3 separate regions of the Homo sapiens genome follow, and all the other regions are linked to region 2. Evidence: chromatin loops called from intact Hi-C (ENCODE). Cell type or tissue: Caco-2. All regions are shown on one strand. Links, peaks and the distances in the headings refer to the core of each region. The heading gives the core; the rest is flanking DNA.

Region 1 (10,443 bases), core at 1,549-9,548, 100 kb after region 2:
ATTAACATAAAAGGGGCTTTAGCAGCTTCTGTTGAACTATATATCTCCAAAACAGATGCACATGGAGGTTCCTGGTAAGTTGAAGTTACCATACTCCATCTTTTCGCCCCCACTGAATGCAAGTAGAAAACCTGGGCAGAGCACATGACCCCAGAATGCAAAAAACCATACTTTGAAGTCTCAGTAAACTGGTGGTAAGTATATCATTCTTCTTGTTTTCCTCCCAGCCTGTACTCAATCCAGCCCAAAAGCCAGAAATTTGATTTGAATAATTGTGGATTTCTCATCAGAACCTCTTGGAGTCCAGAAGGAAGTAGAACATTTTTTAAAGGCTGAAAGAAAAATACATTCAATGAAAACATTTTTCAGAATTGAAGGTGATGTAGCTATTTTCAGTTGAAAGAAAATTAAGAGAATTGCTTCAGGAAGTTCTTCAGATTGAAGGGAAATCATATCAGAAGGAAAAGTGGAACATCAGAAATAAAGGAAGAAAAACAGAAATAGTTTTGAAAATTGAAATTGAAAATGATCACATTATCTAATGGAGTTTTTAATGTATATAAATGTAGTATATGAGAGAACTACAATATAAAGAGATTTAGAGATATATGAGTAATGTTTCCATGTTCCACTTGAAGTAGTAAAATATTGATTGTAAATAGACCATGTTAAGTATGTGTATTCTAATCCCTAGAGCAACCTCTAACAACACTATACAAACAGAAATAGGCAAACACGATGTTTTTAAAATGGAGTATTAAAAAAATGTTTAAATAACCCCAAAGAACACAGGAAAGGGAAAACAGAAGAATGAAAATTAGAAGGGATAATCAGAAAACAAATTATAAAATGGTAGACCTAAATCCAAACATTTCAATAGTTACAATAAATGTAAGTGGTCTACACACACAAAAGACAGAGATTATAGACTGAATTTTTTTAAATGAAAGCAAATCATATACATAGACAAATTGGAGCACAAGAAGGAGAAAACAGTACAGTTAGGAGATTTAGAAACACTAATTCAAGAAAAAACTGAAAGAACATGATAAGATTAACCCAAAGAAGAAAAGACTGAGTCAGGGTATCTTTAAATTTTTAAAAATATACAGTGAGAACCTGTTCTTTACTTAGTGCCAGGTCCATCCTAGAAGCTTCCACACACATGGAAGTGGTACAAAATTTGCTTTCATCTTGAGTCCTAAAAGGCAGAATTAATGAATGTCAGTGAGAGGTAGACAGATCAATTGCTGTAAGAATCCAAAGACAGAGAGGGCAGACCTGTCATCTCATTGGAGGTATCTTCCCTAAAGCTGAATAAAGGCTGAAATTTGGGTGATACTGTGGAAGAAACTTGAGAAAAGGAAAGGTAGTCACATTTGTATTTTAATCTTTTACTTTTATTACTGACAAGTGGATATGGGCTGACATGGTATTTCTACTTTAGGCTTCAAATTTATAACTTTTTCCTGACATATCTATTTATAGTATGGCAATAAAGAAGACCATAAAACTCTCTTCAATAGATTTAGAAAGACACTGACCTTCTAAAAGGTCTAACAATGCGATGCCTGCTCCAGAATAAAAATAAAATGCTGCAGAAATGTTTCCTTTCTTATCATATAGAAGACCTATGCTGTTTTAATTTGCCTAGCACTCATCCTCCATTTTTCTGATATCACTATTTATTTTGGGTACCTACATCTCTTTTACTCTGCCCATGAGCATTGGATGGGCTGATTTCCCCTCTGACTCAAGGATAAAGATGTGACCTTGACCTGGCCAATCAGAACACAGGATTCGTTCAGAAATTGGGAACATCACTAACCATAGCTATTCAGAGTTAATACTAGGACACTTTTTTGAGCAACCAGAATAGAAATTCCTTTTGTTTTCATTTGTATATGAACATAGAGGATGTATGTTAGTCAGGATAGAAAGGATTATGTTATAATAAAATGTTAAAACCTCAGTCAGTTAGTAAAACAAAAATTCTCTCTCACATTAAATGTTCATAGTGACAAGCAGGGAAGCTCTGCTCGTTGATATCACTCATGCATCTAAGCTGATGAAGGCCCACCCCATCTTGATACATGCTTCAATGTTTGCCATGGTAGGAAGAGGGGGACATAATAAATAATGTACTGGCTGTTAAAAGCTTTCTGCCCAGAAGTGCCACATGCCTCTTATGTCCACACTTTATTGGTAGAAGTAAATCACATTGCCAAACCTAACTTCAGGGGACAGAGAAGCAGAATCCTACCCAAAAGGAAGAAAGCTGGAAATATTTGGTGAACAGCTAACAATTACATAAGACATAACAGGATATACTACACAGAAGAGCACTTGCAGAGGTAAAGGAAGATGGAGTCCTGATAACACTGTTCCAGCTTCTGAATCCAATTATACCTGAAGCTGGATGGCCTTGGAGAGTTGGGTTTTGTGAACCAATAAATATGATTAATTCAGTTGGATTTTCTTTCATATCTGACAATGAAAAGAACCCTGAGTCACATACTTCTCAACAAATAACAGAGCTAGCACAGTAATTTGGGGTTTTGAGGGAGATGGTAGAAGGCAGATGGATGTTAACATATCCTTTGGATGCCAACAGGTCTTAAAGCAACCACAGAGCCTCTAAGTACCATCACCTTGTCACAGATATCCTGGAATTCCATATGCAATGAAAGTTGAAGAAGCTGATGAAGAAAGAAAACCAAAGATGCAAGATTTCTAACTAGACCTAGACAAAACTTCTGCATCTTATCTAACAGATCCTGAGAAATAGACTCAGAAGAGGAGTGCTTCTCATTTTCTACAGGAGGAGAGTAGCACTCTGTGTACTGGAACTGAAACCATGGAAACTTGAGGGAATTCCAGACCACGCTGACTCCTATCAAGCTGCTGTGCCCCACCCCAGGAGAGCTGAACACAGGAGTAGCACAAGAGGGGCCACATTTTAACCTACCACTTCCTGTGATCTGTCTTACCTGGCCCAGAGCAGCTTGGAGTAAGACAATTTTCACCCTTGCAAGACTTAGCCAAGAATATCTATTAGATAGAGAAGAGGTGCATTCTTGTTCCCATATACAGCAGCTTGGGGTTGGCAAACCTGGGCTCAAATCCTAACTCTGCTACCTCTCTACTGAGTGTTCTTGAGAAAGTTTCTTAACCTCTGAGCCTTAGGTTCCTTATCTGTACAGGTGATCAACACTATCTACCTCAAAGGTAAGAGGTGATTTAAAAAAACAAAAAACAAAAAACACATACAGTGTTCCATACAAAGCCAAGCACCTAATATGTCTTCCTCTCGCCACCTCCTTCCCATCCCACCATCCACTGCCTTTCTTCTTTATCTGGAGGTGTAGAAGGGAAGGCTGCTGGTTTGTGGGCAGACCAGGAGTTTTGTGCACACTAGAGAAGGAACTCATCATGCTGTAAAGTACAGTAAAGTTCAAGAGCAAGTCCCAACCTTGGTTTATATTTTAGAAAAACCTTCTTTTAAACATGTCTTGATATACCAAAACACCACATGCAATTTTATATAAATAGAGTCACAGCAAAGGGCTTCTTTAAAAAGCAAGAAAACGGTAATCAGCTAGATTCATTTTTCCATCCAATCAGATGGATTGGGATTGTTAATAAATAAAACATAAAGACAAGGCGGTCTTTTCATGGAAAAATCTTATTTTTTTAAAGAAAATTTCCAGAAATAGCACTGGACTTCCATTTCAGTTAAGCTGCACTCAATTCACCCAAAACAACCCCACATTGATTGAGCATCAGTATTGTATGCCAGGTACTATGTGACATGGACACAAACACAATGTGAGATGTGTTTGTGAGATGGACAAACAAAAATGTGAGACACAAAAATGTGAGATGGACACAAACACAAGTAAGAAGTAATGTTGCCATTAAACCACAGGCTCTTTGAGGGCAGGGGATTTTTTCTTATTTGCCATTGTTTTCCCAGAACCCATTCCTGCCTGGCACATAGTAGGTGCTCAGTAAATAAGGGACAACTGATGAAATGACCAGCTCAAGCAGTTCGTGGTCTCCTGGTAGTTAAAATTAAGTGACATAAGTCATATTGGTGACTGCATTTCTCCGTCTTTGAGTAGTTATTGATTAAATAAAGAGGTTGTGGTGGTCAATAAAATTTGAAATGAGATTCAATCACAAAGAGAGATAAATCAAATATTTGTATCAGAAAAAAAGTATTTTGAAAATCCTTTGAAAACATGACATCTCATAATTGCAATAAGTAGAATTTTCTTCCAGGTTCAGTTTACAGCAAGGTACAATAACAGTAAAGCAGTAATAAAGGTAACATATTAGTGGCTGAGTGCTTACTAAGGGTGGGCTGAGCAGTGATCCCACCCACCACCCAGAGGGCGGGACACAAATGACTTCTGATTTACAAAGGACAAAACTGAGAAGTAAGAACTTGCCAAGGTCACAGACATAATTAGCAGGGATACATTCGATTCTGACTCTAGAAGACTTCCCTCCCTGCTTCTGCCTTTTAACTGCCACACTATATCTATTCCCTCTTATAATCTACAAGGCATCTACGTAAAAAAAAAATAAAATAAAAGGCTTTTGTTTCAGTGGTATCCATATCACATGGGGGAACAAAAGCCACTTTGGGAAACAACTCTGATAGAATTCACTGTTACTTAGTAGAGACTTGAAATGCATTTTTAAGTAACTGGAAAGAAGAGGCCCAACATAAACATTTGTAATCTTGCTACTAAAATCAAGTTTCTGTCTGGGCACGGTGGCTCATGCCTGTAATCCCAGCACATTGGGAAGCCGAGGTGGGTAAATCACTTCAAGTCAGGAGTTCGAGACCAGCCCGGCCAACATAGTGAAACACTGTCTCTACTAAAAATACAAAAATTAGCTAGGCATGATGGTGCATGCCTGTAATCCCAGCTACTCAGGAGGCTGAGGCAGGAGAATCACTTGAACCCGGGAGGCAGAGGTTGCAGTGAGCGGAGATTGCACCATTGCACTCCAGCTTGGGCAACAGAGCGAGACTCCATCTCAAAAAAAAAAAAAAATAGCCAGGTGTGGTGGTGGGTGCCTATGGTCCCAGCTACTTGGGAGGCTGAGGCACAAGAATCGTTTGAACCCAGGAGGCAGTGGCTGCAGTGAGCTGAGATTGCACCACTGCACTCCAGCCTGGGCGACAGAACGAGACTGTTTCAAAAAATAAATAAATAAAAATAAAATAAAGTTTCTGCCCAAAGTAAGTAAGGGAGTGGATCAGAGGAAGAGATGGTAATAAAGCCAGCTTAAAACTCCTGTGGTTTGATGGTTAAGAAAAAAATAAAGTCTCCATAAGGTTAGCATATACTGTTAGCCCTGTGAGGACTGCCAGTGTTTGGTATAGGCATGTGTTACCCCTGAAGTATGCTTTCATTTCAGAACTTTCCAAACCCCTGAAGAGTGCTGTAATCCCCTGTAGAAAACAGATAAATTGAGGTATTCCAACAACACAGATGAAACCCAGAACCCTGGGGCCAATCAGCAGTGACATCACACCACATTCCAATGCTGGCCTCTCACTACAAGGAGCTCACACAGAAACCAGAGCTTTGTTTTCCTTCAGTAATCAGGGGTGAGAGAGTGTTGGATTTTTATAGAAAAGTAATTACTGCAGGAAGATAATTACCTTCCCTCAAACAGGCCTCCTCTGCCTGTCATAACCAGGAAAGCAAGGGGCCCCTTCTATGCATACCTGAAGGGTTCTTGTTTCACCAAATCCAACTCAATCACACACTAATGGGTGAAAATGTATCCAATATTTTTACAGTCTAGTGACAAAAGGGCTGTGCAATTCTCAAAGTAATAAACGCATTTGACGAAAACTATACCTTAAATACACACAGTTTTATTTGTCAATTATACTTCAATAAAGCTGGGGGAAAAGAGACAAAAAACTAAATTAAAAAAAGTTCTTAGTGGCACATTTTTATAATTTAAGACAGATATCACTTCTGCTATCATTACTACCACCAGAATGGCAGCTGTCATTTACTGGAGGTTATGTTTAAGGCGTTGTTCTAACTATGCTATGATCTTACTACTGGGATACTCATTTTGCAGATGAGAAACTTAAGCCACAGCAATGAGATATAACTTGCTCAGGGCCACATGATGAACAAATAGTAGAACAAAGATTCAAACCCTGTCAATCTATGAAGCCCTAGTCCTAAATCACTGTGATAGAAGCATTAATAACTTGTATTTTTCCTTGTAGGACAGGACCTAAATGTTATTAACAGTATAAGCGTTCATGGTTAACATCAAATGTCTCTGGGGCACAGAGACACAGAGGTCCCTGTTTCACAGTCCACACTGGGAGAAATAGACAGTATCAGGTTAGAGAGACTGTCAGGCGTCATACCCAACTGAACCCAAGAGGACATTTTGCTTGGATGAGAAAAAGAAAATTTATTGAAATTTTATAAGGTCACCAAAGTTTAATGTCCCCCAGAAGGGTGTTGGTATAACATGGCCAAGGTATCCCATCACAAAATAAAAATAAAATCCTGTATTTTATGGAAATGAAAAAAAATTGCTAGCTGTCATCCAAACTCTTTGTGTACTTAAAGAGTGTCATTAATATTCCCAAACTGCCCTGTAAGGTCTCTTCTTCCAGCCAAACAAATGACCCTGAGTCCCCACACACTCAGGAGTTCTATTCGTAGATTCACTCAATAGACGCTTGCCAAGCGGCTACTACGTGCCATATCCGGTACTTGATACATTTCTGGGCCTCTAAGGACATTTATAACTGTGTGGATCTTGAGTTCCTGTTTACAAAAAATTGACACAATGATAAGTGAACTATTTCCAATTTGATCAGAACTGTCGCTCATTATAATCTTTTATTCCACCAACAGGGTGGTGGAGGGAAAACATGACAGTGAAGGGAAAGCAGAGGCCATAAACTCCACTGCACCTAAGGGCCCACACGTAATACAAGAGAATGAAAGGGATTGATTCTGGGGTGGGCTGGGAGCACAGGCCCCTTCTAAGGGGCAACCATGATTCAACTCCCACCAGTTCCTACCATTCCTTGCATTTTTCAAAAAGAAACACACAAACAAAATCCAGCTATTCATGTGAAGTCTCTATTGTTCAAGTTTGGGCTCCAAATGAAAGTTATCACAAACACTGAGTAGGCCAAACAAAACAGGGCTCCAGAACAGCTAGGGCTTGCTGGTTATGAGCCTGCCATCCAGTTTCTTTTCTGAGGCGTAGAAGGATAGAGGCTGATTGAATTGGGAACATGCTGTTATGGACAGTTCTTTCAGGTCCCTTCCACGTCCACAAAAGAAGTAACTTTGTGAATTACTGGCAGAGCCAACTGAATGCGGTGCTTACGTAACAGACCTGGTCGCAATCAGAATAGTGTCCTGCAAAGGCAAGGCACAGGCAGAAGTGGCAATCCATGTGATCTTGACTCCCTTTGTGGAAGAAAGTGGGATTCCAGGCAGCCCTGCCTGCATATTGTTTCATATTACATAAACATAACTAATTGGTTATGACTGGTACAATGATTATAGCTGCATTACCCGTGTGATTTTTTTAAAGCAGACATTAATCAAGAATGCTAATATAAGCAGCTACCAAGGTCACTCTTATTTTTCTTGTTTTTTTTCCCCCAAAGTGAGTTCTTGCTTTTAATTTCAGCTGCCATCATCACATCACATTATCCATTTGAACCCAATTCTGACCTGATGGAATCACCTAAGGAATAAACTTCCCCAGACTCACTCACTTTGATGCCAAGCAAAAAACATTCTGAACCCTAGTCTGGGCGCGGTGGCTCATGCCTGTAATCCCAGCACTTCGGGAGGCTGAGGCAGGTGGATCACCTGAGGTCAGCAGTTTGAGACCAGCCTGGCCAACAAGGAGAAACCCCATCTCCACTAAAAATACAAAAATTAGCTGGGCATGGTGGTGGGCACATATAATCCCAGTTACTCAGGAGGCTGAGAAAGGAGAATTGCTTGAACTCAGGAGGTGAAGGTTGCAGTGAGCTGAGATTGTGCCACTGCACTTCAGCCTGGGTGACAGAGCGAGACTCCGTCTAAAAAAAAAAAAAATCCTGAACTCTGACCTCTGAACCCTGACATGCTGACAAGCCGCAGCTCACTCAACATGAAAGGGAAGGAAGAGCCTCAGCATAAACCCTATCCTGCCAAGAACTTCAGCCACTAAATGGCACAGCTGTGTCACAATAAACAAAGAGAAATAAGCAGAATAAATAGGTGGGGAGGGAATGTCGGAGCCTCTCGGTCCAGAATTAGTAGGCAATACACGCAGACATAAAGAACTCGGACTTCGACTCCAGATGGGCCTACATTTGAATTGTAATTTTTTCACCTAATAGTTTTGTGATGTCACATAAGTCAGTTCACCTCTCTAAGCCCAGTCTTCCTCATTTGTAAACTGGGTAGTAACACCTACTTCACAGGATTGCTATGAGGTATAATGAGGGAAAGTACGCAAGGCATTTTATAGGCACTCAGTAAATGGCAGCTGTACTTATTCTAAATGTTTTCATGTTTAATATTATTATGGTCAACTTATTTTTATATTATTTTTCATGTTTTCTATTTTTAATTTTATATTATTTTATATTTTTAACATAATAAACTTATGGCTTATTCATACAAAAAAATTAGGGCTTATTTCTGAACTGTGAGATTATTTGGAATATACGTACAATTCCTGTCCAATACTCCCTTACTGCTCCTATTAAATGGCTATTGAAGGACTACTTTGCTGACCCACTCTCTCCAGACAAAATTTTCATTACAGATTCACATTTTCAATGAATAGCATGCTGGATATTTACAGTTTTCATTTTCATTTCTTCTATTGCAAGGTATGTTTCTGTCCCCCCATTTCCACCCTATCCTAGCCTGATAGCTAGACACGAATTATTTTCTGCAGAAACAGAAAGCAAGATTTGCAAACACTTGAACATTAAGTTTAAACAACATTAGTCTAAGCAAAGGGCAAAAAGATTAGGCTGTGTACATATAGAGCTTTCTCACTCCCAGGCTAGGTTTTTAAATGTTTCCGGTTTGGCTAAGGAAATGGGAAGAGAGAGGGAATGCATGAATAGGTGACTGTGAGACCATGGAAACCAACAGTGGGGACTGTCCAGTGCCAGAGACAGCTGAGGGAGCAGCCAAACCAGTGCCCTAAGGGTTACCTTGCTGCTAACATGAGATGGGGGTGGGGGGGGGGCACTGACAAACATTCCTAGCAAGGTGCCAGTTGTGTGCCTATAAGAGGTGATGCTCGTTGATGCCCAAAATGCTACTAAAACCCAAAACCTCAACTGATCCCCTCCAAGTACACAACTCTCACCCCACTCATTGACCTAGGACCTTAATTGCTCCAGAAGAAAGGGCAAGGCCCTGGGTAGCTCAAGTGAGATGATGTCTCAAAGGAAAGTCATTCCTCATGCTTGATCAAGGGAGCTCCAGACAGAACACACTGCTCCAGTTCCACACAGATCTTCAGACAGGCCTCCTCAGCTTTCTGATTCAGTAGGTCTAGGGTAGGACCTGTAAGCTGTATTTTTAACAACCGTCTCAGGTGATTCTGGCTTGCAGAATGGTGCTTGGAAACCACTCCATCTAGAGGAGAATTAAAATGGATTTTCATAGGTACCTCTGTGGTAACAACAGTCCCATACTAGGAAGCAAGAGTCCAAAGGCTTTGTGTACTCTAGTGATGAGTCCATAGAAATAGAATATTTGGGGGTCAGGGCTTTGTCCTATTAGAGGGTCCAATATATTGCTTTCCTGCTTTAGACTATGAGACCAGTGAGCTAGGACATCCCACAGGGTGGTTTGGTGCTATATCTGGTCATTTTTGGTGTAAAATAAATATTAATTCCTATCAGTGCTGTTTGGCATGCTAGGAACACAGGACCAAGTATTTGACAAACAGACACCAAATCTTCCACTTATATAGGCAAATTAATAGTGTCTGATAACCAAACTTCACATGGTTGGGCCAGAGAAAGCTGAGGATCAAACTATAAAATTTTCTTCTGAGAAAAGAAGCATAGAAAGTAAGTTCATCTTAACTATGCATAGGTTAAGTGTCCTTCTCTTGTGAAGTTATTATTAAAGAAAATCAGTTCCAAATATGTAGGTGTGAAAGAAAAATAGGAGACTCAATTCTAGATGAACAAAGTGGTTTGGGGGAAGAATAACTAGACTCGCTGTCAAGAAGATGATATATTATTACAATATTTGGCTTATCGGGATTAGAGAAGAAAGTCCATGATAGTGTAAGCAAAGTTTTATAAAGAAAGAATATTTTTCTAGAAAATATTGGTCATTATCAAATACTTCCCTCATTAGCTAACATCCTAGAACCAGGTCTAGACCCCAAAGG
Region 2 (10,443 bases), core at 730-8,729:
TTTGGTACAGACGGTAAGGGGACAACCAAAAAATGGTTAGAGAATCTCTATTTTGTGAAAAACGCATTAACTCAGCATTCCCTGTTATAAGGGTACATAGAAATATTTTTGAATTTATAATATCCACTAGAACGTTTTACTGGTGTAGTACTTAGTAGCAGTTGTTTTGAATAAAAACTAGACATTACAAGGTAATGATTTAGCAAAACAAACCAAAAGTCAGTGAGTCAGGAGGAGAAAAGGCACTGTGTTAAAATGACCAGCTGTATTACAGGGTCTGCTATTTGCTACATCAGTTTCTCATTAAGCAAAGCTCACTATATTTAAGGTAATTTTAACAGAGTAAATACAAAAAAACACAGTAATAAAGACTAACCATATACTTGGATGGTCAGGACACAGGCCAGGATTATGGATTTTATTCTTCTGATCCACCACAGTTGGTCCTAAAACACCTGTCATTCATCTAGTGTTACTGGGGACCTGCTATTTGCCAGGCACTGTGCTGTGCATTGAGAATACAAAGGTAAGACAGCAGCTCTGCCCTGAAGAATTTTTAGTAAGGAGTACAGGAAAATATGCAAAAAAACAAAAACAAAACCCAAAAAACAAAACGAACCTTTGGAAGAAGCAGCAGGAGAATCAGGGCAAGCTTCCCAGGAGAAGCAAAATCTCTCAAACGCACGTTGTCAGTCATCAGGCGGTTCAGATAAGACTTTGAAAACTTATCAGCACACGTCTTCCATCACTATTAGAAAAATAACTTGAGTGTACCCAACCCCAGTTTATCTTCCAAGTTGGTAACACATATCTATGTGTTCCTGGAAGCTTTGACCATATGGCATGGTCAAATAATATATTTATTAAAATATATTCTACCTTTAAAACTGATTAAGTTTGGGGAGAAGAGAAATAGCAAATTGATAAACGGTCTTCTGTAGTAACATGTTTGAGCCACAACGAGGCGCTCTGGATTCAAGAATGAGTGGGCTTCTCTTATTGTACAGTCTCTTCTCTATGAGGGGCTTTCAAAGAACAAAATGCATTTATCTAACATCAGGAAGGCCAGCAGCTCTTGTAGGAAGGCAGATGTTTGTCCTGTACAAAGTACAGATGTTTTTGACTGAAGTTCCAAAATAAATCTTATTTGTGGAAGAAGAATTAAACGAAGGCAGAAACTGCTTCTTAACAGAGGGGCTTCTAACATCTAAAATAACCATTTTCCTACACGGTCACCTGGGGTGGAGGAATAAATAAAACAAACAAGCACATAAAATTAAAATATTAACCACCAACAACAAATGATAAAAACCCTCACAAAATAAAACAAAGCTCTCAGAATAATGAGAACATTTTTGAAAGGACACGCTGCTGGAAGCAGCTCTGATAATATTCCCCTTGGTGTTGGTTTTGGAGATCCTATCCAAGGAGGAATCTTCTTTAACCTTCATGATGAACTAGCCAGTAATCTCATGTTTGTAATATTACAATCAGTAGCCATGGAAATAAAACTGATGTCACAAATTTTGCTTTTTGATTAACACTCCTGGATTGTACAGGAGCAGAAAGCAAGCAAGTCACATCTGACCTGTGCTATTTCGTTTTTAGTAGATTAAGAAAAATTAGACCAACGGTATACTGTTATAATATGAATCTTTAAAAAATCTTCAAAATCTTTATGCAGATTTTCAAAACTCCAATGCTTCAAGATTCTTCTTTAGCTAGAACTCCTGAGCTCTTTAGTCATGAGTATTCGAAATATTCTTTGTACTAGACAAAATAAATGACTCGTGCTACAGATGAGTAAGAGGCTCTAATTAGAAGACAGGTGAAAGAAAATTTATACTTCTCACTGTTTAGAACATTTAGTTTTAACTGAGCTTGTAGGGATTTTTTTAAAAACTGCTTAGAGATCTTGAAGAAATATGAATCTTTCAAGATTTCCCAAGTATTTCAGGACATTTAAAAATGATCAAGATCTGGCCAGGTGCGGTGGCTTATACCTGTAATCCCAGCACTTTGGGAGGCCAAGGCAGGCGGATCACAAGGTCAGGAGTTCGAGACCATCCTGGCTAACACAGTGAAACCCCGTTTCTACTAAAAATACAAAAAATTAGCCAGGCGTGGTGGTGCACACCTATAATCGCAGCTACTTGGGAGGCTGAGGCAGGAGAATTGCTTGAACCCAGGAGGCAGAGGTTGCAGTGAGCTGAGATTGCAACACTGCACTCCAGCCTGGGCAACAGAGCGAGACTCCGTCTCACACACACACACACACACAAAAAGAAGCAAAAGTTCTTGCCATAGTAATCATATTTGGGTGGGCACCGGTGGCTAATTATAACACAATAGGCTATTTTCTGCTTCCTAAAAATAAGGAGGACAATTATCCAGGGGTGGAGGTAGTTATGCAATGGTACCACATATTTCTTCACCCACTAGAAATAAACGTGCGAAACATTCAAATCACATATGAAAAACAAGGAGAGAGAAGATGAATAAAAACAAGTTAAATGAAAACTTACTGTGTGAAATAGTGAGGTAACTCACCCAAAGTTCTGATGCTGCTGCTATCTGTTTTATATCTGTAGTAAAGATGACAGATGAAATAGTAGGTGCAATACAGGTTTTATAAACCTAAGGAAAACATCTTAAAGTATTTGACCCAACTATGTTTTATCTTTTAAGTTTCAATTTCCATCTAGATTCCCTGAGAATATGGACTTTAAAATATCCCACATTAGTAAGATCAAGTTCTTTTAAAATTAATGTTTGGGAAAAATAATGACCAATTTGTTGTAGTATAAAGACCACTGGGTTGGGTCTGCCCAAAATCCTCTGTGACACACTTCTCATGCAGAGCCAAAATCCCCATGAAGGCAAACTAGGCCCTACCTGCACTGAGCTCTGCCACCTCTCCTTCTCCTCCCACTTGCTCATTCCACCCTCCTGGGTATTGTTCCTTGAAGAAACCCAGCAAGCCACCACTTCAGGGCCTTTGCATTTGCTATTCTGTCTACCTGGTAGGTCATTCCCCAAAGTATCCAAACGGCTCACAGCCCAGTTCTCTGTAGGTCTATACAAATGGCTCCTTAAAGTAGGGCTTCTCTTGACCATCCTATATAGAACAGCACACTGCTAAACCACTCTGTATCCATCCTGCTCTCTTTCCTTAACTCTGTTTTTCTCCAGAGCTATCATCAGCATGTGACATACTATGCGTTTGTTTGTTGTCTTCCCATACCAGAAGGTAAGCTCCATGATGGCTTACATTAGAGCTTTGTTGGTTTTATTTACTGTTTCAACCCCAGGGCTCATGATAGGGCCTGACACTCATATTTATTTAATCATTTAATTGATTTCTGTGACATTGTTGAGCAGTTAAGAAAAAGTTGATGAAAATTTGATATTGTTACAGAATAAACCAAGCATTATAAACCATCACTATCATAAATCTATTATTCACAGATTACTAAAATGGAAAAGGAATTGATAGAACATGTACACCCAGAAAAAGACAGATCTAAATCTTACGGCAAATCCAATATTGCTCCAAATAACATGATATCCGAAATAAGGCAAAAATGCAATGTTCCTGACAAGCATTGCTTGTGACGGCAATAATCCAATGTCTCACACTTCAGAGGCCAATTTCCTTCTGGTGATTTCTCTCCAATTCATCCTGAGTGGACAGAATCACTCAAGTCAGAGTGATTTATATTTAGTCAATCAATTCTATGTCAGCAGGAAAACTCCACTGGGCCCATGAAGTGCAATTTTCACGCTTGGAGTTTCCTTTATTGCTAGGCCAGACATTTCTGGGAAAGAGACCCAGCATATCAACCCTGAAGACCAAACACAACCCTCCCAAAGGATGCTTAGGACATCTAAATATAACAAAACTTACGCCAGCCTGACCTTGCTCATTAAGAACAAGACAGTGCATGTGTTCATGCAGGATGCATCAATGATGGTGTGTACGCTCTTGTTCACCTTTAGACTAAGGATAGCCATAATAAGGTTTGTTGTGATAGCCTCTCACAGTGTATACTCAAGATGGCCAGTTAGGAAGCAAAGCAGCCCGTAAAGCTATAGAGGCCCTAACATGTCCAATTTCTACTTGATAAGTAAAGAATAATAGTGTTGGAATGATTTTGGTCAGATGGGTCCTCTCATACCCAGATGATAGGAATGAACTGCAGCAAATTTCCCAGGGTGCAATGTGTTCAATAGATATTAGGAGCCTTAAAAAGGATTATAACCTTTGACCTAGTAATTCCATTTCTAAGACTTTCTCCTAAGGAAGTAATCAAAGATAAGGACAAAGATTTATGCACAAGGATGTTCAAAAGCTGGAAACAGCTGAAATGTACAAAAATAGGAAAATGCTTAAATAAAAAATAGTAAATCTTATAATACAACATTAAAAACAAACTTTTGAAAATGAATAATTTGGGAAGTACCTTTCATATAAAGATTAACTTGTATTTAAAGCCCTGTTTATGTAGGTGTATAGATAGATAGATACTTATATGTATATGCTTATGAATTGAAATAAGTTTATCAAAATATTTACAGTGACTAGATGGTGAGAATAAATTCTATTTAAAATGTTTATCTTCATACTTTTCTACCATAAATAGATATTACTTAATTTAAAATAATACCATTGGCCTGATTATAAAAGAACACTTACTACTTCAACATCAGGAGAAGAAATAAGGAGTAAAAGTTCCTCTTGGATTCAAAGGGGTTGGACAACCCTGACACTTGTAAATGTGTGATTGTATCAACGTTGTTGAAATTCTTTCCTTCTGTGAGACATATCACTTAAAAAAATCACCTCCAAACAGACTTACAAACAAACAATATATAAAGTTATGCAGCTGAGCTTCTCAGCTTCCCACCTTCATTTTCCCAGTGGGTTCTCTGGTGGTAACTTACTGAGTTAATTTAGATTAATATGGTAGGTCTTAGGTGATTACTCTGCTTTAGATCCCAAGCAATGCTAATTATTATCATAAAGGACAAGCTACTCGGAGGTTTAAAGTTCAGGCACAGAGACCTTGTCTACATTTCTGTTATCTGGCTCACCAAATTACAAGCGTCTGGTGAGTCAATATGAAAGATTCCAAACACAAAGGTCAACGCTGGGCTACTGATCTTCCTGACCCTAACTCAGAGCCAAGAATTGCAATGCAGTTTTCTCCTCCCACACTAAAACCATTAGCAACCAGCTTGTCTTGGCTGATTCTTTTCTTTTACAACTATTTTTGAATAGGTAATAGCTCTTCCGGTGCCCACATACTAAATTAGCATGTCATTTCATGACTTTTCTTCTCTGTAAAGCCTTTAATGTGTCTGTAACAGTACTGTACTTGCTAATGTTAATTCACATTAATTAGATGATGCCTTTTCAAATCAAACTATGGTCCCTCTGAAAATTCACATGATCTAGAGTGGATGTGGAAAGCCAGTTTACACACATCTTGTGAGTTAATCGGTTACTGTTTCAGAACAACTTTGCAACAGACAACTATCCAGAACCTTGTCCAGTTGTTTTTTAGAAATAATTTTCAGAGAGCCTCAAAAGGACAAAGATAGGGAAAGGTTAAGAAACTGTCAGTCTTATCATCTGTCTTTCTACATCCCCATCCAGTCAGTCACTAAATCCTAATCATTCAAATAGCTCTGGTGTTGGTATACCCTCATCGACTCCCATGACCCTATGCCTGAAACAAGTTATCCTGTGAGATGCTTTCAGATCTCAGAGACTAGATAGCTGTTCAGCACAGTCCTTTCCTTCCTGGGTACACAGTAGCCCACGTTTCCCAGCCTCCCCTGCAAATAGGAAGGATCATGTGACTGACCGAGGGTACAAATGAAATACACCACCGCCACACAGGGCAGATAAAGACTTCCCATATATAGTCCTAGGAACCATGGATTAAACAAGATGGAGCTAGGGTGCCTAGGCTGTGTTTAAATGAGAGCAAATCATGACTACCTGTTCCTGCCCTTTGATGAAAATTTGGTGTGAAGGGTCTTAATGCTAGGGTGGGTGGTTTTGGCTTCTGTTCAAGTGAAATTTTTGCCCCACATTCCTTCTTCCAGAATTGCTCCTGTGGCCACCTCATCATGTAACCCTAAACTGTGCAAGCCATCATCGAAGTGGTAGATATTTTAAAAGTGTTACATTCTTTTAGAAATGAGCTCTACCTTGACTAAGCATGTACATCTTTTAGATGACAATATACTAATAATGTGAAATTTTCAAGTAAAGCAGAAACCCATTTTAGAATGATAAGCACAAACTTATTGGGCCTTTTAATTCATGACAGAGTTGCCACATGTCTGAGGTCAAATCTAAATGACCTGAATAATTTTACATGTCCTGTGAGTTTCAACAACACAAAATTGCAATTGTTTTTAAAAATGTATCTTTAAAAGGATAACTTGAAACCCAAAACAATAAACTTCCTATTTCTAACATTTTATAGAAGAAAAACATTTTAAAGTACTTCATTTTTAATAATAGCAACTTTCAACATAATTTATTCCTGTAGGTTTAGTTTAAAACTAACAGAGATTACTAATTTTTTCTAAACTTGCAAATCATTTCCTCAACAGAAACATACTGTATGTTATGAACTTTAAAAGATACAGTGGCTACTCTCCTTTGAAGAGTTTACTGTCTAGTGGGAGAGAGGAAAATACAAATAAATAATGGCAATGCAATGCGGTATGCATTAAGTTCTCCAGGGGCGCAGCGGCAAGTCAAGGGTGAGGGTGTTGGGAAAAGCTCCTTAGAGAAGGTGACATTCGAGATCTATCAGGATTTGAAGATGTGGGAGAGAAGAAAGGAAGAGAGATGGTAGAAAAAAGCATTTCTGAACTTTTTGACTAGACTTTTTTTCCTCCAGTAAATTTATTTTAGATACTTCAGCAAAATCTTGTTTTGTTCACAGTGCCGACAGAAGAATATGTAGTTGTTCTTCTGTAGCATCCCTAACCTTGGCCCTGGAAACTGTAAGACAGAACCCAGGTGACACTCTATGATGACTGGTGCCAAGCCAGCAGATGGAAAACATTACTGAGCCAGTTCTACCCCAATGACTGGATGCCAGCATCCTGGTGTGAAAAATGAGGAGGGGGTCACAGGTCCATGTATCATAGAGCATGATGGTAAATGCCAATGGGGATGTTGTCAGGTGATTTGTGTTGTTGTCAGAAACACTTCCACTATAATTTCTTGTTCTTCAAGGCTTTGGGAATAGGGAAAATATTATCCCTGGCAAGTTGGGAAAGGAGGCTGGACTGCAAAAGGATGTCAAATGTTAACTATTGAGAGATGCATGTAAAAAGGAACAAACATGGAAAAATGTTATTTTCTCTTACTGGGGGACTTAATTTACTTTTAAATTGATAGTGACAAAGAATAAGAACACAGTATCTTTCTATTCCCCTCCACCTATAAGTCAGCCCTGAAAATATGCCTGATCCCCCATCTAGGGCCTCTAAGGTCATTGAAGGCTCACATTAAATCAGGCAGCAGTCTAAAAATAACGTGTGTTCCAATTATTCCTTTTTGCTTGCTTGGTTTTCTGAGAAATCTGTATATCTGTATTTATAGTATCATAAAGAGCTGCTTATCCTTTTCCATCTAGCAAATTGGAGGTCAGAAAATGAAGGGAAAATGCCTAATTGGGAGAATAGTCTAAGAGAGAAAGTTTAGGCCTTAGAGTTGGGAGAACTGGTTTTGGATCCCTGCTCTGCGTGGCCTTGGCAAGTTTTAAACTTTCTCCTGATCTCTAAAGAGGGGATTAATTCCTGCCAGACTACCTCACAGAGTAATTTAGAGATCAAAATAGAAATGAGATAATACTTAAGAGGCTGGTTGGTTGGCTAGAAGAAAATGCAACAAGAGTTAAGTTTTTTTCTTAATGTTAAGTAACAATAACAAAATAATAATTATAACTGTAGGGGTGTGGAGACTGACATTTTTATTCATTGCTTTATCCCTAGTGCTTGGCACAGTGCCTGGCACATAGTAAGAGTGTGAGAATTATTTATTGTATAAATGAATGAATGGGGCGCCAAGGTAAATCTATAAAGCAGTGCTTCTACAGGCATTTTGAAAACTATCCAAAAGGCTAAAAGAGCCACATTAAACCTCTTTAGTGCATCACAGGCAATTGATTTAATTTATGGTGATCATGAGTTGTTGTTATCTTCTTGAGACCTTTGTGCATAGAGAGTTTAGGAAATACTTAGACTCATGGGTACGTGGGTCTAAATGTAAAACTAGACTCCAGGGAGGAAAAGTCCTTTCCTGTGATATTACATTTAATTTTGCAGCTACATCTCATTCCTTCATTCTGATTTGAATTTGCTCCCCCAAAGATGAATATTGCTAAGATGAGGAGTTGACATCTGCAATGGGTTGTGACTCCAATTCAATGAATTCTCTATTCCAAAACTGCACTTTGGAAAACTTGGATATCAGTTTCCAAAGGTACGCTTTGGAAAAAGGAATCATGAACCCATGTGAACCTGGCCCTAAAAATATTGGTATGGCCGTAGGAGGTACCAAGAATTCAGGAGGCTTAGCCCCTACTCACAGAGTGGTGTCTGGGTGGGCAGATTGCTGTGATATTAGACCCCTTCCTCTCCTCACAATCCCAAATTCTAACTAATCTTAGTTCTCACTTTTCTTTGGCTGCTAGGAAGCTGTGTCAAATCTAGATCAATCTCATCTATATAGGACATATGAATTTTATTTCATGAATTAAAGTCCATGATTTTCTTTATCATACCTTTAGCTTCACGTTTTCTATTCTCTTTTGCCCTGGTATTATCACTGTTTTTGTAGTCTGTTTCTCTGCAAACTGCTTTGGACGTCTTTTGGAATGAGGCATAGTATTAATAAATGCAACTGCAAGTGCTAGTCTCAGAGGTTTCTAGACTGAAACCTGAAGATGGACAGTAGCTCTGTTCAGTATGAGCTCTGTCACCACTGGATGACATACTCTTACCATGTGCAGTTAATCATTTGAGGGAAAACTTCATCTCGACATTGAGAATGTGGGAGATTGGGGGTGGTGGTGGAGGGAAGCCCTACTGATGACAAGCCAGAGTTCTAGAGACACTGTAATTCAAATGAATCTGAGGCTGGCTTGGAACACAAACTCCACAGTCAGCAGCAGCCTTATTCTTGGGCATCTAGAAACAACCAACCAATGGAAACCTGCTGGTTTCAAGAAGTCTGCTTTCATTAAATTCTTGTGGCTGCGCTTCTAAAACCCTGACACCAAGTGCTAGCCATCACAAGAAAACCTGAAGACTTGAAGATTCACTTACCTCCCCAAAAAGAAGGATTCTAGGCTAACATTTGGCCCCAGAAAAAATCCAAAGAAGTGGTGGCTGGCTCAATCTTTTCTTATTTAACTCAAACTGGCTAACAAACACTGAACACCAAAGGCTTTTCATCCAGCTTGTCCCAGGTAATAGGTTGAGAGATGAGATTTAAAGCCCTGTTTTTAAGATGGCATAATCAACTTGGAGGAAGATATTGAAGAAATGGTTGTAGAGATGAAAAGAAGATTGAGGGGAAGTGACATAAAGTAGGCAAGCTATAAATAGTTGAATGAATAGTTGCATGAATAAATGGTAGGCTAAGACACTATTGGTTCTTTCTAGATATTTGGTTTCACTTGTTTTGAAGACTGGCCATCCAGTGCCAAATTGAGACCACTACTTTCTGCCAAAATTCTAAAAAATAAAAATAAAATATTCCCATGTTTTTTTCAGCAATCATTAGGGATAGTACTTTTATTGAAAGGTGTTTATGTCTCAGGCCTTTTTTTTTTTTTGCCTTCAGCCACTCCAAATAAGGTTTTCAGCTAACCCATGGGATGACGTTACTCTGAAGGGGTTCCAGAGTCCCTTTAACTCTGGTCCTGTTACCACCTCAATCATCACACATTGGCTCAGATTATCGCAGGGCCCAAGCATTTTGAAGAAAGCAGTCCTTGGTAACCTGAAGACATTGACACAGCTTCTAAACCCCTCTTGACTCCCCCTAGAATATTAGCTTAGGCTCTGTGAGTATCCACTGCATTTGTCCCACTGGTTATACTCTACCTTATCTATTCACAGATAAACAGGGCACATGTGATTAATCCAACCTGTGGGCATCTCCACGGCCCCTCTGTGTGGCTCTGCTGAAAGCTTCCATTACTATAGTTACGAAAAAAAGGAATGGAATGAACAGAAGAAGGGGGTAAGAAATAGAGGGGAAGGTGGCTTAGCCCTTCTGGGTGGCCACATCTGAAACAGAAATCTATACTTGGTCATATAATACCACATTCAGTTTTTCAAACTCTCAAATCACACTTATACAAATAAAAATATCTTTATTTCCAAGTTATCATGAATGAAGCA
Region 3 (10,443 bases), core at 1,318-9,317, 170 kb after region 2:
GAGAGGATGTGGAGAAATAGGAACACTTTTACACTGTTGGTGAGCCTGTAAACTAGTTCAGCCATTGTGGAAGTCAGTGTGGCGATTCCTCAGGGATCTAGAACTAGAAATACCATTTGACCCAGCCATCCCATTACTGGGTATATACCGAAAGGATTATAAATCATGCTGCTATAAAGACACACGCACACGTATGTTTATATCGGCACTATTCACAATAGGAAAGACTTGGAACCAACCTAAATGTCCAACAACAATAGACCGGATTATGAAAATGTGGCACATATATACCATGGAATACTATGCAGCCATAAAAAATGATGAGTTCATGTCCTTTGTAGGGACATGGATGAAGCTGGAAACCATCATCCTCAGCAAACTATCGCAAGGACAAAAAAACCAAACACCGCATGTTCTCACTCATAGGTGGGAACTGAACAATGAGAACACATGGACACAGGAAGGGGAACATCACACACCAGGGACTGTTGTGGGGTGGGGGAGTGGGGAGGGATAGCATTAGGAGATATACCTAATACTAAATGGCGAGTTAATGGGTGCAGCACACCAACATGGCACATGTATACATATGTAACAGACCTGCACGTTGTGCACATGTACCCTAAAACTTAAAGTATAATAATAATAAAATTAAAAAAAAAAAGAAATGAAAACTAACATTTAACAGGATTAAAATAAGAACATGCCTAAACTTTGGAACCCTTATGAAATCTTCCATCTTTCTTACATTTTGGCTACTAGGATGATGGAAACTACTTAACAGTTATAAAGAAACACCTTTTAGAACAAAGTTGTACTAGCTTTCATTTCTTCATTCAAAAGTGTCCTGAACATATAACAGGCTGCATGTTCTTGGCTTCATATCTGCATAACAATGACACACAGAACAGTTAATCTGAGCAAGCACATACAACAGTTAATCCAAGCAAGGATGATGATGTAGCCAGTTTCATCAGCATTGCCTAATACAACAAATGCCTTTCAGAGACTACAAAATTAGCTAGATAACGTAACCTACTCCTAGAAAAATATCCCATTTAAAAATGTAATTTATGTCACTGACTTTCCGTACTATAACTAGTGGTAAAGGCCATTGTATTGGAGATTGTTTCTTGTGCCCAAATATTCAATTTTCCTTACATCATTTAGTAACATAACCACCCGTTTAGCTTGGCACATGGTTACCTAGGGAAAAAGACCACATTTCCCACCAGTCCTTGCAACTAGATGTGGTCCTGGAAGTGAGATCTTGCCAATGGGAGGGTGGGAGATGTAGTGAAATTACAATTTCTGGGTCATCACCTTAAAGGGAACATACTCTACCCATCTGTTCCTTTCTGTTTCTATCTTTGATCTCTGGAATCAGGAAATAATTTCAAGAGCTAAAACAGCTATTTCGGACCACAAAATGGATATAGTATAGACAGCAGAACAACAGTAACTGGAACCCTCATACCAAGAAATTGCATTGCCAGCTCTAGACCACTGATGGAGATTTTTACATGAGAAAGAATAAAATTTCTATCTTGCTTATATCTACTGTATTTTAGGGTCCATTTATTAGAAAAGCATAAGATATATCCTAGCAAATTTAACTAATATCTACTCTGTTTGTCCAAAGGCCTTTTGAGATGGCTGGTGAACCACTCTTAAGCAAGCTGTTGGCAATAGGGAACTCAACTCATCAATCCCTCACTTACTGTTTACTTCATGTCAAGTATCAATAGTGCTATGCAAAAAGAACTACTCTTGTTTGTTATCATGAGGCTTTGTAGAAGCTTGGAAACTTCTTACTTGCTCTAATATACCCTGCGGGCCCATGAAACAATCTTTCTACCAGCTACAAGAGATTAACTTTCCTGGTGAGCAAGCATTCTCTTTGTAGATGGATTTGTTGTGATGAATTTGATGCATCTCTTTGCTAGAGGGAAAAAGCATTTAGAAAAAAACAAATAAAATATAAAAATACTCTCCCTAAATAGAAGCCAGTGAACATTACCAATAGCTAATTGACTCTCAACATTATAGACTGATAAGAGAGAAAAATATTCTTCACTTAATTCAGGCTACAGGGGCTGACACAGTGGAACCTGCAATCCAAAGAGAAATATAGAGAGTAACAAAATTCTTTTGAAATGATAATCCTTTGTGATATTAAATTTATGATAAGTAAACTGTATAGCAACCATAATCACAAAACACCTTATCTCATGCCCTTAGGTTGTAGTAAACCATGGCAATTTTAATCGAAAATAATACTTGGCACCAGGAAACCAAGAATGGCACCCTTGAAAATGCTGCTCTGAATAGGAAACTAACATTTTAGATATATTACAGAAGTAAGTAACTCTTAGCTGCTTTGAATTATAATAATAATTATAACGCATTTATTTCATTTCAAGTGGCACTCCATTATGCTATATAGTGCTGCTCTTAAAATTCTATTGTAGACTCCAAGCTTCCTGCTTCCTAGTCTCTCATGTTGACTGTTGTTCCCTGGCAGGGTCCTACCAGCAACCAAGAGAAACCTGCAAGTCCCCAAAACAGCAAAAGTATCAAATATAATTTTTTAAAACTCTTTTTATTATCTAAATTAAGCTGGAATTACTCTATTAAGTTACCAAGAGTAATAAAAGGCATACCCATAACATATATATCACTGTTTGAAGATATTTAAATTTAACTGTGATTACAATCTTTAACTAAGGCTCTCAGACTCTCTTAAACCTCTTTCTAAGGTTAATTAGTAGCCAATGAACAATTTTCAAAATAAAAGCATAATATATAAAAGTTAATAAAACTGGCTCCAAGTTAATTAAATTTATTTTCCTTCAGAAATATCCTGCCCTCCTTGAGATGCAACATGGATAACTTTGTGAAAACAGTGAAATGTACAATTCAGCAACTACTAACACAAAAAAATCAAAGGGATATTCTGCTTCGTAAGTAAAAATCTACAGGGTAGGCCTTATTCTACAGTCAGCACTTTTCTAACTTTTGTTCAAGTTGTGATCATGAAAACAGTGCTTAACATTGACTTAGGTCTTGACTGCATGCCAGGTAGTGTCTCACACGCTTCACATGTATGAACTCACTTGATCTTTATGACAGTCCTATAAGATGGTGCTATTATTATCCCAGTTTTAGAGTCTGAGTCTTTCCCACCCTTCAAGATCTGGTTTAAATTTCACTTCCTCACAAATCCTTCCTTAATTATTTCCCAATTCATATTATATTCTACCTCCCCCTTTTCCCACTATATTATGTGTATCTCTTACGGGACTTACCATAGTTCCCCCTAAAGCTCTTTATGAATGCTTCTCTTTCTTGTCATTACATCACAAGTTTCTGGGGAGGCAGACTCTGTCTTACTCACTTTTGTATTCCTACAATGCTTGGCAGAGATTCTTGCACGAAGAACATGTCCAGAAAATGTTTGTTGAACTTACTTATACTAGCATTAATATGGGAAAAAAGGAAGAAAGGAATTTAGCAGCAGCTCTAAAAACAAAGAAAGAGTCATGAATAAAAAGCAACAAGCAGTTATTCTGTTTCTGCAGATGACAGAACAAAAGAGATCCCAGAGATCATGAGATAAAACATTTAAATATTAGGTAAACATTAAACCATAATTATACTGAAAGAAAATACAGGTGAATGGTTACAAAATCTTTAGAGGTAGAAGGCCTAAATAGGACACCAAGAGCAAAATCAAGCAAGAGAAGAATTAAATAAATGTTCAAGGGAGCCAGCTCTGAGTTAGGCTACATGGTTTTGATTCCCAATTTGCTGTTTGTAGAGTCAGTTTATTCAACCGTAAAATGGGGATGATGACAATATCTGACTTACACGGTTGCACAGTGGAATGAAGGAGATAATGACTATCAGGCTCTCAACACAACGCATGACATAATGTCTTCCATAAACATTTCAAAACAAACCAATTAAGGAAAAGATAGAGTTGACTGTAAAAAGAAAAAAGCATTTATGCTATAAAAGTATCAATCAAGTCAATCAGTATCAAATGACAAACAGAAAAAAAAATTACTGTCATAAATACATGAAAAGCTTGTACAAATTAATAAGATTAAAACTCCAGTAGAAAAGAAAGGAAAGCCGAGCTCAGCATTTCACAAAACATTAATATATACAAATGAGAAAAACATGAGAAAACACACCTTATTTAAGAAATTAGAAAGTATTCATTAAATTTTTCTTCTTATTAAATCAGCAATATTGACAATGCTGTGAAGCAATGGACAGCATAGAGAGTCTTGTGGAAAGCTTAAATTGGCATATTTCTGAGGGCACTTTGCCAATAACCATCAAAAGCCTTAAAATGTGCATACCTTCCTAAAAATGCATAATTATTATACATCCATAAAAATCTAAAAAAAGAAAAAAGTACATATGTTATGACCTAGGAAATTGAGGCATTTATACCAAGGAAATAATCACTGATATGCACAAAGATGTAAACTGCAGCCTTGTTTATAAGAGTGAAAAACTAGACATAACCTAGTGATCTAACAATGAGACTAGTTAGTAAACTAAATACCTTTACAAAACTGACTGCTGTGATCTTGTGGGAGATACTTAATGCCATAAATGAAACAAATATGATATAACAGCTTATTATATGGTCCCATTTTCATTAAAACAACAACAATAACAAAATGTGTGTAGGTATGAGTGTGTGTATATACACACACAAGAAAGATCTGAAAGGAAAGATATCAAAATGCTAACACTGATTATCTCCAGGTAATAAAATTATAGATGACTTTGGAAAACCATAACATTTTCTAAATTCTTTATGATAAACATATCTTCATAATTAACAAAATAAAAATTATCTTTCCAAAAGGAAAAATTAAACATCAAGAGATATTCTTGCCCATTGTTCAGGTAGAATATATCTTTAATTGTGGCTGCACTGTGCTCCTTATAAAAGTCATACAGTAATGAGCTTCAGCCCACAGGTTCTATTGGTACAGAAACAGCTCAAGCAGTTTAGCAGAAAAATTCAATCAAATACAAAAAACAACTCAAGGGAACATCCTATGCTTAATGGTTAAATGGCAATAGAAAAAAAGACAAATAACTAAGCAGTACTGGATAAAGCTAAAACCTTAATCTCATGCTTACTCAGCAGCAAAAAGAAAAAGCAAAGCAAACATTAATTATGGAAGATTTAGTGATCTGTATGGTTATAGTTGTAGAAACACTTCCAATCTGTGTTTACCCACGCTGTAACTCATTGCTTTCTGCAAATTTAAAGAAACCTTTTGCCTGACAGTTCAAATGCTTGGTTACAGCTAAGGGAACAATAGTTCAACCACTTTGAAAATAGGCTAGAGGACAAAGTCCTCACACTTCAAAACTGGTGTGTGTGTGTGTGTGTGTGTGTGTGTGTGTGTGTGTGTGTGTGTTTAGTGGCTTTCCAACTTCATAATAAATCTACGAAAGGGCCAACTTCATAAGGGAGCCAGTCTGAATACAAATATATTTAGCCCCATCCTCCCTACATGGCAAGGAAGGAGCAGGCACATCACTATGTAACTAGATTGCACGTTCATTCATTCTTAACGACTGTTACCAAAGATTCCCAAAGTAAACAGTAGTGAAAGCCATGGTATTACAGTATTGAAAGCAATCTATTAACTCATGCCTTTTCAAAACCAATGAGAGAATAGACCTAGTTGAAAATTCTTAATTCCATCTAGTAAGATAAATCTTGAACACAAAATGCTAGAAAAAAGGGCGGGGAGGTCTAAGTACATAACTGTTTAAATTGTCTATCCAGTCTATCCCAAATGCAGTGCTCACTTGTTTTTTTCCTGCCCAGCATCCATTGCCCCTTCTCTGAATAATAGCACCCAGTTTTTATTTAGGGGACTCTCCCATTTTGGTTCATATGATCACCTCCATTTCCAAACTTCAGGAACTGACAGGTAACTCAGGAATGCTCATGCAATGTATTCATTCCCCTAGACAGAATAAATATTCATCAAGCACATAGCCCAAGCTAGTCCCACTGGTGACAAGAATTATCAGCCTTAAAACTTTTCTCTAAGCTCCTGGGAAAGAAGCACGTTCCTTTTGCTGGAGTTTCATGCTGAAAGAATGTAAGCTATTGCTGTTGGGCACAGCTTTGCCATCACTTGGAAAGAGGATATCTAAAAACAAAACAGTAAAAAAGTGAGTAGGATTAAAAAACAAAGAAAAACAGATTCCTGATAAACTATTTTTAAAAGCTGGATCCAAACATGCCTGAAGCTATTCATCACCATCTGATTTAGATTCTGTCACATGAGACTAAAAGGAGACAATAAATATGGGGGAAAGGAAAGTTAGATGGTTGTCCCTTCCCTCCCCAGTTGATCTACCTGTCTTGGTCAGCATGGGTTACTATAACAAAATATCATGGACTGGGTAGCTTAAACAAGACATTTCTTAGCTTGCAAACTTCGCTTCCTTCTTGGCTGTATCCTTGCATGGCGGGGCCTGAGAGAGCAGTAAGGGAGGAATTCTCTAATTTCTTCTTATAAGGGTACTAATCCCATTATAAGGACCCCACCCTCATGACCTCATCTAAACTTAATTACCTCTCAAAGGCCCCACCTCCAAATACCATCACATTGGAGCTTAGGGCTTCAACATAGGGATTTGGAAGAGACACAAACATTCAGTGCATAGCACTACCTAAATTGCTTTTAGACACACACAAAATAGACTGGAGGAGGTTACTCTATGCTACCTCCAAGCAGATCTGTGTGACTGTCATTGTACTAGAATACATCACCAGAATATTGGCTACATCCTTAAGTGTATATCACTGCTTACTCCAAAGCCTAACCCAGTGCCTAGAACACAACATCACCCAATAAATTTTTGCTGAAAAATGAATACGTGAATTAACTAATCTTTTGGGACTTATTTTCAATACAAACTAAACAATAACATGAATGCTATAATAAAGATATCAGTAACATGATATGAAAATACACAGAAAGGTCTAACTCTATATTGGAAACCAGATAATCTGGAGTCACATTCCAATATTTAACTGATCTGAATCCCTCCTGAAACAGTCAATGTATCTCCTCATCTTCTCCTTAGCCTTATCTTCAACAGGCACAAAATACTTTAATAATGAAAAATAATCCCCAATCACTGGCATCTTCTACTTGACTACTGAGAAACAGCTCTGAAACTGTAGCATAGACAGATGTTGGCGTGTGTGTTTTGTGTATGTGTCCTTATCATGGTCTACAAGGCCCTACAGGCTCTGTTTGACCTCGGCTGTTCTCCTTGCCTGCTGTGCTCCAGCCACATGGGCATCCTTGCTCTTTGAAAACACCTGGCACTTCTCATCTCGGGACCTTTGTTTTTGCTATAACCTCTGCCAATAGATGATACAAGTGGCTATTCCTTTTCAGGTGTTTGTCCAAATGTCACCTTCTTAGTGAGGCCTTCTTGACCCTCCTTTTTACAATTGCAAACTACTCCACCTCTAATACTTCCTATTCCATGGCATTTATCCACGGCATTATACTTTCTAATATATGATTCACTTATTTATTTTCTTCATCGTCTATCTGTCTTCCCATACTAAAAGATAAACTCCATGAAGGCAGAGATTTCAGTCTGTTTTTTGTTCTCTGTTGAATCCTCAATGCCAAGGAAATAATAGATGCTGAATAAATGAACGAAGAAATATAACACAAGAGAACTACAACTAAATCATGAAGTGCTCTGATTCAAATTAAATATGAAGATTTTCCAATCAAATAAACTACAGAAGGTTATGTCTGTGAACTCCTTCAGAAGTTAAAACTAGAGAATTCCTATAAATATATTTAAAACCATAATCACTATAAAATATTCCCTTATATTACAGAAGTTAAGACATAAAAATTATTTAAGAAATGAAATGTGTTATCACAAAAAACTACACCAATAACCAGAAAGTATAAGGGTTGCATTTACTTTGCTTTAGATCTAAAACAGTATTAAATATAAAATTTGAGGGCAGAGTGCTGTGGCTCACGCCTGTAATCCCAGCACTTTGGGAGGCTGAGGAGGGCAGGTCACTTGAGGTCAGGAGTTCAAGACGAGCCTGGCCAACATGGTGAAACCCCCATCTCTACTAAAAATACGAAAAATTAGCTGGGCCTGGTGGCAGGTGGCTGTAATCCCAGCTACTTGGGAGGCAGCTGAGATCGTGCCACTGTACTCCAGCCTGGGCAACAGAGCAAGACTCTATCTCAAAAAATAAGAAATAAATAAACAAACGAACATAACATTTGAGTGATATTCATTAGCAAAAAAATCAAGTGTGAAAATATTCATAAATTATGGTTATATGGGTTTTGTTTTTTGTTTTTTTGAGATAGAGTCTCACTCTATCACCCAGGCTGGAGTGCAGTGGCACGATCTCCGCTCACTGCAACCTCTGCCACCCCGGTTCCAGTGATTCTCCTGCCTCAGCCTCCCGAGTAGCTGGGATTACAGGTGCATGCCACCGTGCCCAGCTAATTTTTGTATTTTTAGTAGAGAAGGGGTTTCACCATCTTGGCCAGGCTGGTCTTAAACTCCTGGCCTCGTGATCCACCTGCCTCGGCCTCCCAAAGTGCTGGGATTATAGGCGTGAGCCACCGCGCCTGGCTGGTTATATGTTCTCTTACAGAAATTAAATAAGTAACTGTCATAGAAAACAATAGGAACACACTTTGTGACTGCAAAAAGGTTTGTCTATTGGAAAAACAGAAAGCACCAATTAGAAAGGGGCTTCCTGGATGCAAAAAGTCCCACTTCTACTGCTTGTAACAGTCCCTGTCCCTGGAGCACTCTTTTCCTGATTTCCTTTCCAGTAGAGACCACTCTAGGTAAATGGAAAGATAAGTTTAGCCCTGGCTGTCCCCACATGCCTTAACAGGGGAACAGTAATATTAACATTTAATGTCAGGAATCCCCAGCTCTGGACTCTGGGAGTCAAATGTTTTGTTTAGCAAAAAGAGTGTCTTGAAAATTAACAAATTTCCCATTACAAATTCAAACTGCTGACTTCTCTTAAAAATCTGCAACTTTAAGCAACACCGAAGTTGAACTGCTTAATAAAAAGAGGAACTAAAGAGTAGTTGCCCCTTGACACTAGGCACCTGTTTTCAGGTTCACCACTGTCCCCACGACTCCCTATTGTCTTACATCTTGTTTCTACTGCCTGCCTGGCCAGGGAAGGGTTGAAAGTCCTGCTGTATATAGTCTAGTACCTTTCCTTATCGTTTGTAAGCATGAACCCTTAACTCCCTGCATTCTGTTGTTTGATTCATTAAACTCTTAACTCCTTCTGCCGTAGATTTAAATCCTACTGCAGAGTAACATGAAATCAAGGTCAGAATCAAATTTTCTAGGGGAAACTGAGTGAGGGGTATATAGGAACTCTCTGTACTATCTGTGCAACTTTTCTGTAAACATAAACTACTGTATTCTAAATAAAATGTTTATTTAAAAAATCAGAGGGGAAAGCATGAACTATTCAATAAATGGCAACGATACAAAAGAAAACCCCACGAATTGCCATTCTTGACCCACTCAATGTATGACTGCGTGCAAGTCACTCATCCTCTCTTATCTACAAAATGGGGATGGTAATTCCTCCTCTGCCTTACTCACAGTTTTGCTGTGATGATTAAATGGGATAACAGATGTAAAAGGTCATGGAAGAGCTGTCACTGTATAGTAAATGCTAATCTTACTATAGTAAGTGTACTAATAGGATATTAGTAATATATAATAAATGTGCTAATAGGATAGCACATTTAAAAATATTACAAAACAACAGCATCTTATAAGAATCTTTAAGGATGTTACACCAAGAAGGTTTGATTATCTATACATGGTTAATGGCACAAAAGAAATTATGAAGCCTAAGATTACATACTCAGGAAATATAAAAATATACAAATTAAAAACAACCTCCTTATTGTAAACGAGTTGTAAGCATAAATTACATCTAACTTGTCAGACTGCTAAACTGAGAAATGGCTAAATTTCCTGAAAACTAAGGATAACTTTAAGGTCAGCCAAATAAAGTTTTCAGGAATAATATATATGACCAAAACAAGTCTATCCAGGAATGACAATGTTAAGAAGTGAACAAAATTCATCTGTAAAGGAAACTAAGACAAATGTTGATATTAAAATGTATGTAATGAACTAAGATTACCACTACCTCCAAGGAGAATGTAACAGGATTTCTTAAGTGGTTAGTCAGCTTTAGGATTCCAGACAGTCAAGGTTGCTGTGATTATCTGTTTCAAAGAAACAGGTCTACAGAATACAAGTATATTCTGGTAACAGTAACCAAAAGACAAAAAATAATTTAAGAAGTACTTGAGGCATCGTGTCACTACATCC

What was found. Hi-C counts contacts between places; a loop is a spot of excess contacts. Peaks named below come from ENCODE experiments on the same cell type or tissue, not always from the same donor. Only the 100,000 strongest peaks of a DNase experiment are listed, where the experiment ranks them.
Region 1: it touches region 2 in a loop (7-fold over the local background); 10 of 110 quality-filtered maps call a loop at or near these places.
Region 3: a loop joins it to region 2, with 9 times the contacts of the local background. A loop is called at or near these places in 38 of 110 quality-filtered maps.

Annotation. Positions count from the first base shown.
Region 1 is chr4:53,114,264-53,124,706 of GRCh38, forward strand. All of the region lies in intron 5 of SCFD2 (sec1 family domain containing 2), which reads right to left. Among named protein-coding and RNA genes, the nearest start is that of SCFD2-AS1, 190 kb to the left of the region's middle. In Caco-2, for the core only: no CTCF peak of the experiment used is centred there; a DNase peak (open chromatin) is centred at 5,548.
Region 2 is chr4:53,014,846-53,025,288 of GRCh38, forward strand. The region is part of intron 5 of SCFD2 (sec1 family domain containing 2); the gene reads right to left. Among named protein-coding and RNA genes, the nearest start is that of SCFD2-AS1, 93 kb to the left of the region's middle. In Caco-2, for the core only: CTCF peaks have their summits at 988 and 1,190; DNase peaks (open chromatin) are centred at 977 and 5,146.
Region 3 is chr4:53,183,012-53,193,454 of GRCh38, forward strand. The region is part of intron 4 of SCFD2 (sec1 family domain containing 2); the gene reads right to left. Among named protein-coding and RNA genes, the nearest start is that of SCFD2, 180 kb to the right of the region's middle. In Caco-2, for the core only: no CTCF peak of the experiment used is centred there; a DNase peak (open chromatin) is centred at 5,450.